Linked DNA regions of Homo sapiens: region 2 is linked to region 1. The links are chromatin contacts, found by Hi-C in ENCODE. All regions are on one chromosome and are shown on one strand. Each heading gives the region's core, a stretch centred on a gene start or an enhancer-like site at or near the end of the contact. The rest is flanking DNA. Distances are from core to core; before and after follow the strand shown. Region 1 has its middle 8.9 kb from the start of LINC01227. Region 2 overlaps PLCG2 (phospholipase C gamma 2).

Region 1 (6,164 bases), core at 2,899-5,398:
GCAATTGCAAAGTACCTTACTGAGCATATTTCCTCCAGTTTTTAGATGAAGTAGGAGAACCCCAGATAACTGATTTGCCACTGTCACACCTGTGTTGATGAAAAGAGTCAAGCTCTGTGAAATATTTGAAGAGATTTATTCTGAGCCAAATATGAGTGACCCATGACCCATGACGGAGCCCTCAGGAGATCCTGAGAACATGTGCCCAAGGTGGTCGGGCTACAACGTGGTTTTATACATTTTAGGAAGACATAAGACATCAATTAATACATGTAAGCTGTACATTGGTTTGGTCCAGAATGGTGGAACAACTAGAAGTGAAAATGAGGGAGTGAGGGGGTGGGGTGAGGTGGTGGTGGTTGGGGTGGAGGGGTAGTTCCAGGTCATAGGTAGATCAAAGATCTTCTGATTGACAGTTGATGGAAAGAGTTAAGTTATTGTCTAAAGACTTGGAATCAATAGAAAGGAATGTCTGAGTTAAATAAGGGGTTGTGGAGACCAGGCTTTTATCATGCAGTTGAAGCCTCCAGGTAGTAGGCTTCAGAGAGAATAGATGTACATATTTCTTATCAGACTTAAAGAGTCTTTTCTATCAGTCTTAAGGTTTGTGTTGATGTTAATACTGGTCAGCTGGGCCTGAACTCCAAAGGCAGGAGCATGTCCAACTCCTGCTTCCCATGATGGCCTGCATTAGTTTTTCAGGCTAACTTTAGAACGCCCTTGGCCAAGGGGAGGGGTCCGTTCAGATGGTTGAGGGGCTTAGAATTTTATTTTTAGTTTACACCTGGTACACAGCAGAGATGGGCGTGAGGCAGCAGGTGGGGAAACTTTTCTGCCTAGGTACAGCTTGGCTCCATCCCTTTACAGTCTCTGCTCTGTCCTTTGTTGGTGTGGCTACTCGGCAAATCATTAGATAAATGTGCAAAAGTCGTGGAATTGCAAGGTGTGGCTCTAGCAAGATTCAGTTTAGGGGTTTTTCTATGGCATTCCCTATAGACAATTTTGAAAAATACCCAGAAACAGCTCCATGCCTGGAAAGGAAATGCCAAAACCAGCCTGATTAAGACTGAAACTCCAGATGTCATCAAATTTCCAAACATGTGCATTTCTTGGTGGGTGGCAAGCAGTAGCCTGGGTGCTGACTCACCAGGCTGGGATCCAAGTGGCTGGGGTTGTTTCCCACAAGAATGGTTCATCAGCTGGTTGCCATTGTGCCACTGCTGTGTTTGCTCTTCTCCGGCCCAGACAGTCCTCACCATTTCCGAAGGTCCACACTGAGGTCCACACTTCTTCATCTGAAGCACACGTAGGGCATGCACATCTGGCTTTGGAGCTCTTGGTTGGCAAATCAGCAGCTCATCCTCTGTCTAATGAACCCATGGGGTTGGGACACAGAGTTGAAGGGGTGAAGTTCTGCATCTGACCTTCCATGAATCCTTTACCTTCTTATTGCTAAAGCATCGTTGAATTTTAATCTTTCTCTCAGGCTCCTATATCCAGTTAACGACCAAGTCCTTTGAAACCTGACTCCTCAACATTGTTCTTATCTATCCCTTCCTCTCATTCCTATCATGGTAGGTTCTTTCATTTTATCTCCTGATTCTCTCTCCTAGCTGGTCACCTACCCTTCAGTCTAATCCAGCATTTCCTAAACTTTACCTTTTTGATTTTGTCCACATCTCTCTCCCATCTGTAGTATTCAACCTTGCACGTTTGTTTACATTGACTGCATTTATTATATAAAATCTAACATTGTACTGTCTACATAAACACCTGTAAAACATATACACATACATTTTCTAAAAACTTAGCTAGTAAAATAAACCTGTGCACAACATAAAGACATAAAATACTTTGAAATATCTCCATTGGTGCATGGAGCACTCTTTGGGAAACTCGAAACCCATTCTTTACTCTGCAGCTGGGGTGGTCTTTTTATTAATTTAAAATTTTTTATTATTAAATGTTTTTATTTTAATAGCTTTAGGGGTACAAGTGGTTTTTTGTTACGTGGACGAATTATACAGTAGTAAAGTCTGGGCTTTTAGTGTAATCATCTCCTGAGTAGTGTGATGAGTACTTGGGTACGCATCACACTACTACATTGTGCCCAAAAGGTGATTTTTTTTCATCCTTTACCCCCCTCCCACCCTTCCTCCTTCTGAGTCTCTAATGTGATTATACCACTCTGCATGCTTTTGTGTACCTATAACTTAGCTCCCACTTATAAGTGAGAACATGCGGTATTTGGTTTCCCATTCCTGAGTTACTTCACTTAGGATAATGGCCTCCAGTCCCATCCAAGTTGCTGCAAAAGACATTATTTCACTCTTTTTTTAAATGGCTGAGTAGTTTTCCTTGGTGTGTGTGTGTGTGTGTGTGTGTATACACCACTTTTATATGGTATATACGTACATATGTATATCCATGCCATATTTTCTTTATCCACTCATTGGTTGATGGACATTTAGGTTGATTCCCTATCTTTGCTACTGTGCATAGTGCTGTGATAAACATATGAGCAGATATCATTTTTATATAATGATTTCTTTTCCTTTGAGTAGATACCCAGTAGTGGGATTGCTGGATCAAATAGCAGATCTACTTTCAGTTCTTTGAGAAATCCAGGAGTGGTCTTTTAAAAACACAAATTCGAATACATTACTCTACAGATTAAAATCCATTGAAGGCTTTGTACCAGATTCAGTTTAAATACCATCCTGTATCTGAGCACTTGCCTTGCTTTCTAGCTGGGGCAGCCCTAGCAGCGTCTTATATTGTTCCCTAGTTTTATAGCCAGGTTGTTGAGGCAGCAGGTGGGGAAGCCAGGTAGTAGGCTTCAGAGAGAATAGATATACATGTTTCTTATCAGACTTAAAGAGTCTTTTCTGTCAGTCTTAAGGTCTGTGTTGATGTTAATGCTCGTCAGCTGGGCCTGAATTACAAAGGGAGGAGCATGCCTCTACTGTTGCTCCAAATCCCAGTTACTGTTAGGGTCTCTCCGGCCATGAGCCTGCATGGCCCTCTTTTCTCCTGCCCAGGGGCTTCCTCCAGGTGCAAGACACTACATGATCCACCTGGTGTTCCCACATGCCCAGTGCTTACACATCAGAAGTGCAGGAGTTAATCACCTATGGGGCAAATGTTGACCAATGCCTTATGGAAGCCTTGTGTAAAGTCCCCTGTCTTCCCTCGCTTAGATGGATGTTTCAGAGATGCAATCTTTCTCACGTTCTCTGCAAAGATGCCTGGTAAAGCCAAAGAGATCATCTTGTCACCAAGTCATGACCAGTTGGGTAATGACATCCTTCTATTTGCTCCCAGTGCCTCCCTTACTTACTCCCCCTTTCCCTCATTTCTACTTCCCAGGGATTGCACTCCCTGGAAAGCTTTACCCTCGGGCTCAGTTTCCTAGGGAACCACGGACTAGAAGTTCTCATTTTGAGGTCTTCATAGACCTCATCTCTTCTCATGATGCCACTCCTTCTTCTCCCTGTACTCAATGTTCCAACTTCTACAATCTACTCTTGGTTTCCCCTACCAGCCAGCAGTCCCATTCCTTTGTTTACACTGTGTCCTTGTCTTCAAAACCTATTAATACCTATTATTCTATCAAGACTTCACTCAGGGATCACCCCTCTCCCCCACCGCCAGGAGCCTTCCCTGATCCTCCTCCCCTCTCCACATAGAATTAATCATTCCTCTTCTTCACCCTGTTGTATTCTTCCAGAGTTCTCTGATAGCAGCTCCACTTGGTACTTCATTGCATGTACTTATTCATGCTCAAATGCAAGTTCCACAAGGGAAGATATTTTTTGCATTTTGTACATTTTTGTGCCCATTTTTTGAATAAATGAATATCTGACCCTTTCAGCTATGCGACTATGTTTTGCACATCAGTGTCTCCAAATGCCATCCTAGGGCCATTGTAGGGTGTACAGAGCAGAAGCTCATACATATTTGATGAATGCATGAGTGAAATTTAGTCTAAATCATTGAGCATGTATTGAACAATCATCATGAGCAGAGATGAACCCCTCATGCTAACCATTTGCCTCAACAATGCACAAAGTTTCTCACAAAAAGCAGCCAGACGCTGTGGATGAGTCATTTCAAAACCAACCCAGTACTAAGAAGACAACCACAAGCTTTGAGTCGCTACATGGCTGGCCAGAAGCTTGATCTTCTGAGTGTGAGTCCCAGCTGGGAAGCACAAACTATTGTGTTCACCGCAGGAGTCAGAAATGCCTGGGCCTGTCTAGAAGATGATGGGATGGCCTCATGGAGATTCTTTGCTCAGGGTCTCCTGGGAAAGAAACATTCTGAAGGAAGATTGAATCCAGGCCAAAAGCTTGCTGCAAGAACAGAGGTCCATATCTGAGGAAGGCGCTTCCCCACTGAACTCCCCCTAGAGCAAGGCAGCTATGGTAAAACCTGAGCACAGAACCAAAGAGCTGCTTCATATCAAAACTTGGTGAGGCGCTGCAAGCACAGAGCCGTGGTGTTTTTTAACCAGGGAAACAGGATGTAGCCCGAGTGGGGATAGGTACTTTCCCACCAGGGGTGGTTGTTGGAGCCCATGATGGCGTCAAGCTAGAGGACATAGTGCAGTGCAGTGGGGCTTTGGGAACAGCAATGGACGCTTCCACAGAGAGATGGCGCTGGAGCTGGTGAGCAGGACTATATGGCAGGCTCCATGGAATACCTAAAAGGGGCTTGTTCTTGAGCTGATGTGTGATGCCCCTGGTAGCATATAGTGGGGATAATGGGAAGATTAAGTCAGAGAAGGAAAGTTTTTGTATTGCTGTTGCTATTTTATATTTTTATTGTTGTATCAAATGACCCTAGGTTCTGACATATATATAAACCATTGGTAATTGATTTAATTATATAATTTATGTAAAGTCTTAACCCAATGTCTGTACATAGTAAGTGCTCAATTGCTTTTAGCTATTATTATTATTATTATTAATGAAGGAGATAGTACTAATTCATCCAGGCCGCTATAACAAAATACCATAAACTGGGTAGCCTATAAGCCACTGAAATCCATTGCTCACAGTTCTAGAGGCTGGGAAGTCCAAGATCAAGGCACCAGTAGATTTTATGTCTGGTGAGAGCCTACTTTCTCAGATGGCACCTTCTCACTGCGTCCTCACATGATGGAAGGAGCAGGGAGCTCTCTCAGGCCTATTTTATAAGGGCACTGATTCCATTCATGGTGGATTTGCCCTCATAACCTAATCAACTCGTAAAGGCCCCGCCTCCTAATACCATCACCTTGGCAGTTACATTTCAACATAGGAATTTTAGGGGAACACAAAAATTCACACCATAGCACCAGGGTCGGGGATAGAGAAATGGCTTTTGATTACAATTGCTCTGACCCCTGTTTTTATCTCTGGACTAATAATAGGGCTGGGGATCACATAGGCAATGTTTAAATACGTGTGTTGAAGTTATTAAAAAAAGAAGGAGAGAAAGAGAGACTCAGAATAGAGACTTGCAGATTCTAGTTTCCATCTTGGTTCTACCCACATGGATTGAGTGTCACCATATGTCCCTGGGCTAGGCACTCTTGGCTTGCCATTGTACTTAACCCTCTTGGAATTTTTCTGAGTCGTAATTTTTCCCTGTGAAAGATAGGGAAACTGAGGCTTGGGGACTGGAAGATATCTAGTAAGTCTTGCTCTCCTGTGAAATATAGGGAAATTGGCCAGGCAAGGTAGCTCAAGCGTGTAATCCCAGCACTTTGGGAAGCTGGGGTGGGTGAATTACCTCAGATCGGGAGCTCGAGACCACCCTGACCACATGGAGAAACCCCATCTCTACTAAAAATACAAAATTAGCCAGGCATGGTGGTGCATGCCTGTAATCCCTGCTACTCGGGAGGCTGAGGCAGGAGAATCGCTTGAACCCAGGAGGCGGAGGTTACAGTGAGCCGAGATCATGCTATTGTACTACTCCCGTCTGGGCAACAAGAGTGAAACACCTTCAAAAAAAAAAGAAAAGGAAGGAAGAAGGAAAGAAGAAAGAAAGAAAGAAGAAAGAAAGAAAGAAAGAAAGAAGAAGGAAAGAAAGAAAGAAAGAATGAAAGAAAGAATAAAGAAAGAAAGAAAGAAAGAAAGAAAGAAAGAAAGAAAGAAAGAAAGAAAAAGAAATAT
Region 2 (6,806 bases), core at 3,043-5,542, 1.2 Mb before region 1:
TCTACTAAAAATACAAAAAAAATTAGACAGGCGTGGTGGTGGGCACCTGTAGTCCCAGCTACTCAGGAGGCTGAGGCAGGAGAATGGCATGAACCCATGAGGCAGAGCTTGCAGTGAGCCGAGATCATGCCACTGCACTCCAGCCTGGGCGACAGAGTGAGATTCCGTCTCACAAAAAAAAAAAAAAAAAAAAAGTGAAATGCAAAAAGCCATGTATTGTGAGAAATGTCCAGAATAGGAAACTCTGTAAAGGCAAAAAGTAGATTTGTCATTGCCAGGGATGGGGGAAAGTAAAGTAGAGGTGACTGCTAATGTATAGGATTTGGGGGAAATTATGAAACATTCTAAAACTGATTATGATAATGTTGGTACAACTCTGAATATACTAAAAACCACTTAACAGTATACATTAAGGGGTACATTATAGGGTATACAATGTTTTTATCTCAATAAAAGTATTAATTTCTTTTGCACTTTGGGAGGCTGAGGTGGGTGGATCACCTGAGGTCAGGAGTTCGAGACCAGCCTGATCAAAATGATGAAATGCCGTCCCTACTAAAAATACAAAATCAGCTGGGCGTGGTGGCGCATGCCTGTAATCCCAGCTACTTGGGAGGCTGAGGCATGAGAATTGCTTGAACCTGGGAGGCAGAGGTTGTAGTGAGCTGAGATTGCGCCACTGCACTCCAGCCCGGCGACAAGAGTGAAACTCCACTCAGTCTCAAAACAAAAACAAAAAAAGAAAGAAAACAAATCTATAGGTTCCTCATCAAGAGAAGGTGGTAGGTCAAGGTAGCAGTTACACATTCAATATCACATATCTACTAAGCATCTACTGGGAACACTTGGTAGCAAAAGCTGGAAGTACAGACATGAATAAGACTGTACCCACCTGAGGCCGGGCGCGGTGGCTCACGCCTGTAATCCCAGCACTTTGGGAGGCCGAGGCGGGTGGATCACGAGGTCAGGAGATCGAGACCATCCTGGCTAACACGGTGAAACCCCATCTCTACTAAAAATACAAAAAATTAGCTGGGCGCGGTGGCGGGCGCCTGTAATCCCAACTACTGTGGAGGCTGAGGCAAGAGAATGGTGTGAACCCGGGAGGCGGAGCTTGCAGTGAGCCAAGATAGCGCCACTGCACTCTGGCCTGGGCGAAAGAGCGAGATCCGTCTCAAAAAAAAAAAAAAAAAAAAAAAAAAAAAAAAAAAAAAGACTGTACTCACCTGAAGGAGCTAACTTCTAGTTTTTTCATTCCAGACAGAATGTTGGTGGGCACCTCTGCACAGCCACAGATTTTTTGGAAGCCATTTCAAAATGAAATGTTGGCCAGGTGTGATGGCTGATGCCTGTAATCCCAACACTTTGGGAGGCTGAGGTGGGTGGATCACTTGTGGTCAGGAGTTCGAGACCAGCCTGACCAACATAGTGAAACCCCGTCTCTACTAAAAGTACAAAAATTAACCAGGCGTGGTGGTGTACAACTGTAATCCCAGCTACTGGGGAAGCTGAAGCAAGAGAATCGCTTGAACCCTGGAGGCGGAGGTTGCAGTGAGCTGAGATTGTGCCACTGCACTCCAGCCTGGGTGACAAAGCAAGACACCACCTCAAGAAAAAAAAAATTAAAGAAAATAAAAAACAACTATCTAATATCGAAAAAATGGGAGATAGGTTTTTAAAAAATAAGGTAGAATCCTATAGTAATTTCAAACAATAGCGAAGACGTGTTTGCTGGAATCGGGAGTATCATGATTGGAAACAACCTAAATGTCCAGCATTGACAGGACAGATCAATCTATCGTGCTGTACTGTTGAGTGAAATTGCTCATGGATGTTAAAATAAAGCTACATCAACATGGAAAATCTTCACAAGGTCAAGCAAAAACATGCAAGTTGCTTGAGGGATACACACCACGCAGTGTCTTTTATGTAAAGACCTGCAAAACATATTATATGTTAATCATGGATGAAAATTTTTGAAATGGGAATTATAATTATTAAATCATGATACTGATTTCTCTAGGGAGGGAAGGGTACTTATGAGAACTTAACTATATTTTATTTCTTAAAAACAAAAAAGATCCAAAGCAAACATCACAACTCATCTAAGTTGGTTGCGGGGTTGGGGGTTATTTATTCTCAATCGCTACGCTACTGAATTCCCACATGCATAATAGCTTTACTCAAATTGATTATCTTGCAGCTCTGGAGACGAGCAAAAGTCATGAGTCTCATGGGGCTAAAATCAAGGCATCACTGGGACAAGCTTTCTCCAGACCCTCTAGGGGAGAATGAGTTCCTTTGCCTTTTCCAGCTTGCACAAGCCACCTGCATTCCTTGATTCATGGCCCCTTCCTCCATCTTCAGAGCCAGCTGGTGCCATCTTCCAGTCTCACTCTGACTCTGACCCTCCTGCCTCCCTCCTGCAAGGACCTTTGTGATTTCATCATATCCACCCAGATAATCCAGGATCATCTCCCCATCTCAAGATCTGTTCAATCTGCAAGGAGCATTTTGCCGTATAGAGTAATATATTCACAGGCTCCAGGGATTAAGACAAGGGCATCTTGGGAGCAGAGAGCGTTTATTCTGCCTATCATAGAGGGTTGGAAATAACAATAATAATAATAATAATAATAATAGCAATAGTATCACAATAGCGAAGATAGGGAATCAACCCAAATGCCCATCAACAATAGACTGGATAAAGAAAATATGGTACATATACACCATGGAATACTATGCAGCCATAAAACGGAACGAGATCGTGTCCTTCGCAGGGACATAGATGAAGCTGGAAGCCATCATCCTCAGCAAACTAACACGGGAACAGAAAACCAAACACTGCATGTTCTCAATCATAAGTGGGAGCTGATCAATGAGAACACATGGACACAGGGAGGAGAACAACACACACCAGGGCCTGTTGGGGAGCAGGGTAAGGATGGAGGAGAGCATCAGAATAAATAGCTAATACATGCAGGGCTTAATATCTAGGTGATGAGCTGATAGGTGCAGCAAGCCACGATGGCAAACGCTTACCTATGTATCCCACACATTCTGCACATGTATCCCAGAACTTACAATAAAAGTAAATTTAAACAATAATAATAGCAATAGTAGCTCTTATAGAGTGCTTGGGATATTTGCCAGGTACTATGATACCCAAAGTATGATACATAATTAACTCCCCTAATCCTCATGAGAGTCCAGTGTAATAGGTACCATTATTATCCTATTTTACAGATGAGTGCAATGAAAAGTTAAGTAACTTGTCCATGGCCACAAATGGGATAAGTGGCATAGCCAAGATCTGAACCCAGGCAGTCAGACCCTGGATCCCTTGCTCTTGAGTATGTGGGGTCTGTCATATTATTTTTTAAACCAACATCGACATTTAAAATAGTTAATAACAGGCTGGGCTCAGTGGTTCACACCTGTAATCCCAGCACTTTAGGAGGCCAAGGTGGGAGGATCACGAGGTCAGGAGATCGAGACCATCCTGGCTAACACGGTGAAACCCCATCTCCACTAAAAATACAAAAAAATTAGCCAAGTGTGGTGGCGGGCGCCTGTAGTCCCAGCTACTCGGGAGGTTGAGGCAGGAGAATGGTGTGAACCTGGGAGGCGGAGCTTGCAGTGAGCCAAGATGGTGCCATTGCACCTGGGCAATAGAGCGAGACTCTGTCTCAAAAAAAAAAAAAAAAAATTAATAACAGGCCAGGCTCAGTGGCTTGCACCTGTAATCCCAGCACTTTGGGAGGCCAAGATGGGAGGATCTCTTGAGGCCAGGAGTTCAAGGCTACAGTGACCTATGGTCACACCACTGCACACCAACCTGGGTGACAGAGCAAGACCCTGCCTCAAAAAATTAATTAATTCATTAACTAAAATAAATTAGTTAATAATACTAACATGGTCACAAAGTAGTACAAAATGAAAAAGGCAGATTACTAAAGTACATTACAAAAGGGTCGCATGTTGTGAAAATGTCTTGTGAATAAAGTTTTGTTGGACAAAAAGATTTGGAAGGTGGTACACCAGGTGTTAACACCATCTCTCTGGGTAGGGGGGTGGCGGGGGCTAAGGGGTTGTTTTTCTCACCCAGAAGTAGGTTAAAATGTGTCTACCAATGAACACATAGTACTTCTATAATGAGGGGGAAAAAGCAGTTGTTTTAATTAGGAGAAATATGCAAGGCCAGAGGGAAGCAGCTCAGAGCTGTCTAAACAGGAAACTGGCGTAACGTTCACTCTGCGCCACGCTGGGCTTGGGCCCTTCTTGCCTCCCCAGGGACACGGGCCCTCCTTCAGTCATGCTACTACCTGGTGTAGGGGCTTTTCCCACTGGTGGAGGCTGGTGGCAGGCCAGGGACATCCTGGAGTGGCTGGTAGTGCTGGGGAGAGAGACACCTGGCCGGTGAAATCCAGCCGAAGCAGGAGCAGAGAAGACGCAGTGGGATCCCTGAAGTCCTGAGGCCGGGGAGGCCAGCCCCTCCTCCACCTCTTCTGAGCTCTGCGGGGTCTCCTCTTCCTGCTGCACATGCTCTCACCATGCCTTGCCTAATTTTGCTAGTTTCCATTCTACAAATTAGTAAGTTCCCATTTCCTTCTTTCTCAAAACAGAATCCTTCACACACACAGATACTTCACCTCCCAAAACTCACGCCTACCCCTGGCCTCCAGCACAACTTGTATAGATGAAAGCAGCACCTTACAGCTTCTTCCCAACAGCCCTGTGACAGTGGAGTGGCCCCCAGGCTGTGATGTGGTATCATCACTGTTTCTATTTCCAGAACTTCACCTTCACCCTGTCGACGCTCCTTCTCCAAGCCCAGGCCTCCCCAGCCTCCCAGAAGCACTGGGCTGCTTTTATATCCAGGCTCAGGTCCAAGAGCACTTAACCCCAGAGGACCCCTAGCTGTGTGCTACAGAAGAGCAGGAGGAGGACACCCCCTACACATGCGAGCTATGTCTCAGCCTGTCCCATGTCCCCCACGCAAACACAAATGCAGGCACCTGCTGCCTGAGGAGACATATGGCAGCATGGCTGGGAGGCACCCTGTGTTAAGTACATACTGGACTTGTGACAATCACTTACAAACTGAATCCTCCCAGTGATCTGATGGGGTAAGCTCCACTATTACCCCATCTTATAGATAAGAAAACTGAGACTCAGGCCAGGCGCGGTGACTCACACCTGTAATCCCAACACTTTGGGAGGCCAATGCAGGCAGATCACTTGAGGTCAGAAGTTCAAGGCCAGCCTGGTCAACATGGTGGAACCCCATCTCTACTAAAAATACAAAAATTAGCCAGGTGAGGTGGAGGGTACCTGTAATCCCAGCTACTCAGGAGGCTGAGGCAGAATAATTGCTTGAACCCGGGAGGCAGAGGTTGCAGTGAACTGAAATTGTGCCGCTGCACTTCAGCCTGGGGACAGAGTGAGACTCCATCTCAAAAAAAAAAAAGACAAGAAAAAAGAAAACTGAGACTCAAAGAGGCCAAGTAGATTGCCTAAGGTCACACAGTCACTAAGTGCCAGGACCACGAGTGGAACCACGGTGTATGGTTAAAGAGGAAGTTGTCACAGAGGTGCCCTATCTCAACCCCAGATACTGCTGCCATGGTTAGGAAGAAACCGGAAGTCCGAGGCTGAAAGGGGCAGCCAGGGCCTTTTCCTGATTCATCTGTTAACCAGGTATCTGAGGAGCACCAGCCACAGGCCAGATATGGGCCAGGTGCTGGGAAGTCCCCCTTATGAACAGAACAGACAGGGTCCCTGGCCTCCCAGCACTCTTAGTCTGTGGGTCAGGACTACCGAAGGCCTGGCCCCAAGATCGGGCCTTGCATGAAAGCAGGAAAAGTCAACCCCAGGATTTCTGATTTCAACCCCAAACTGCACAGCACCTAAATCTCTCCCAAGACAAATCAAGACACATAATTTTGCGAGCCTGATATACAAAAACCCGCATTTATATCTAAGACAGACTAGGGGACAGGTAGTGGAGATAATTTTTTTTTTTTCAAAAATGATTCACCAAGGGACATCTTTAACTAGATCCCTCCCCCAACTCAGCACAATCCCTAAGACGTTGGACCTGCACTGACTTGTCAGGAACTCCAAATATACCTGCATTCCCAGAACTTGGTGCTATTTTGAGGGACAAATGCTGCCTCCCTCGTTTACCCACTACACTGTATTCCCTCTTACACCCTCAGGGCCCAGGCCAGAACCAACGCAGCTAGAAAATAACATGACACGTGGAAGAAAGCAACGCCTCTTAAATTCCGTTATGACAAACCACAACCCATCCATAGTATCAGTGGCTGAATGGGTAGGTCAATCCCTGTACTCACCCCGTTGCCCTCAGGCCCCTGTTACATGAGAGTGTATTTGTGTGTTAGGCCTGCCACTCATGAAATACCAAAAATTGGATGGCCGAAACAACAGAAGTTTGTCTCACAGTTCTGGAGACCAGAAGTCCAAAATCAAAGTGTTGGCGAGGCTGGTTCCTCCTGAGGGAGCACCCCTGGTGTTCCTTAGCTTGCAGATGCATGACTCAGATTTCTGTATCTGTCTTCACATGGCCTTCTCTCCCTGTGTCTCTCTCTCCTCTTCTCATAAGGAAACCAGTCATATTGGATTAGGGCCCACTCTATTCCATTATGATTTCATCTCAACTAATTACATCTGCAAAGACCCTCTTTCCAAATAAGATCACATTCTGAGTATGGGGATTAGGACCTTGACATATGAAATTGGTAAGGACAATTCAATCCGTAACAGGCACCCACCACTGCCCA

Evidence for each region. Hi-C counts contacts between places; a loop is a spot of excess contacts on that map. Pooled maps may share reads with other maps.
Region 2: a pooled map shows a loop between it and region 1 (6-fold over the local background). The contact joins two enhancer-like sites. A Hi-C loop is called at or near these places in 2 of 37 single-sample maps with no recorded cell type and 2 of 50 pooled maps.

The regions. Positions count from the first base shown.
Region 1 is chr16:80,578,640-80,584,803 of GRCh38, reverse strand. No RefSeq gene overlaps it. Among named protein-coding and RNA genes, the nearest start is that of LINC01227, 8.9 kb to the right of the region's middle. RefSeq lists an enhancer at 4,138-4,627. Within about 2 kb of position 4,148, at least 3 of the 41 ENCODE cell types and tissues checked have a DNase peak (open chromatin) inside an H3K27ac peak, as active enhancers do.
Region 2 is chr16:81,796,502-81,803,307 of GRCh38, reverse strand. All of the region lies in intron 2 of PLCG2 (phospholipase C gamma 2), which reads right to left. Among named protein-coding and RNA genes, the nearest start is that of PLCG2, 21 kb to the right of the region's middle. RefSeq lists enhancers at 4,264-4,873, 5,144-5,563, 5,614-5,663. Within about 2 kb of position 4,292, at least 12 of the 41 ENCODE cell types and tissues checked have a DNase peak (open chromatin) inside an H3K27ac peak, as active enhancers do.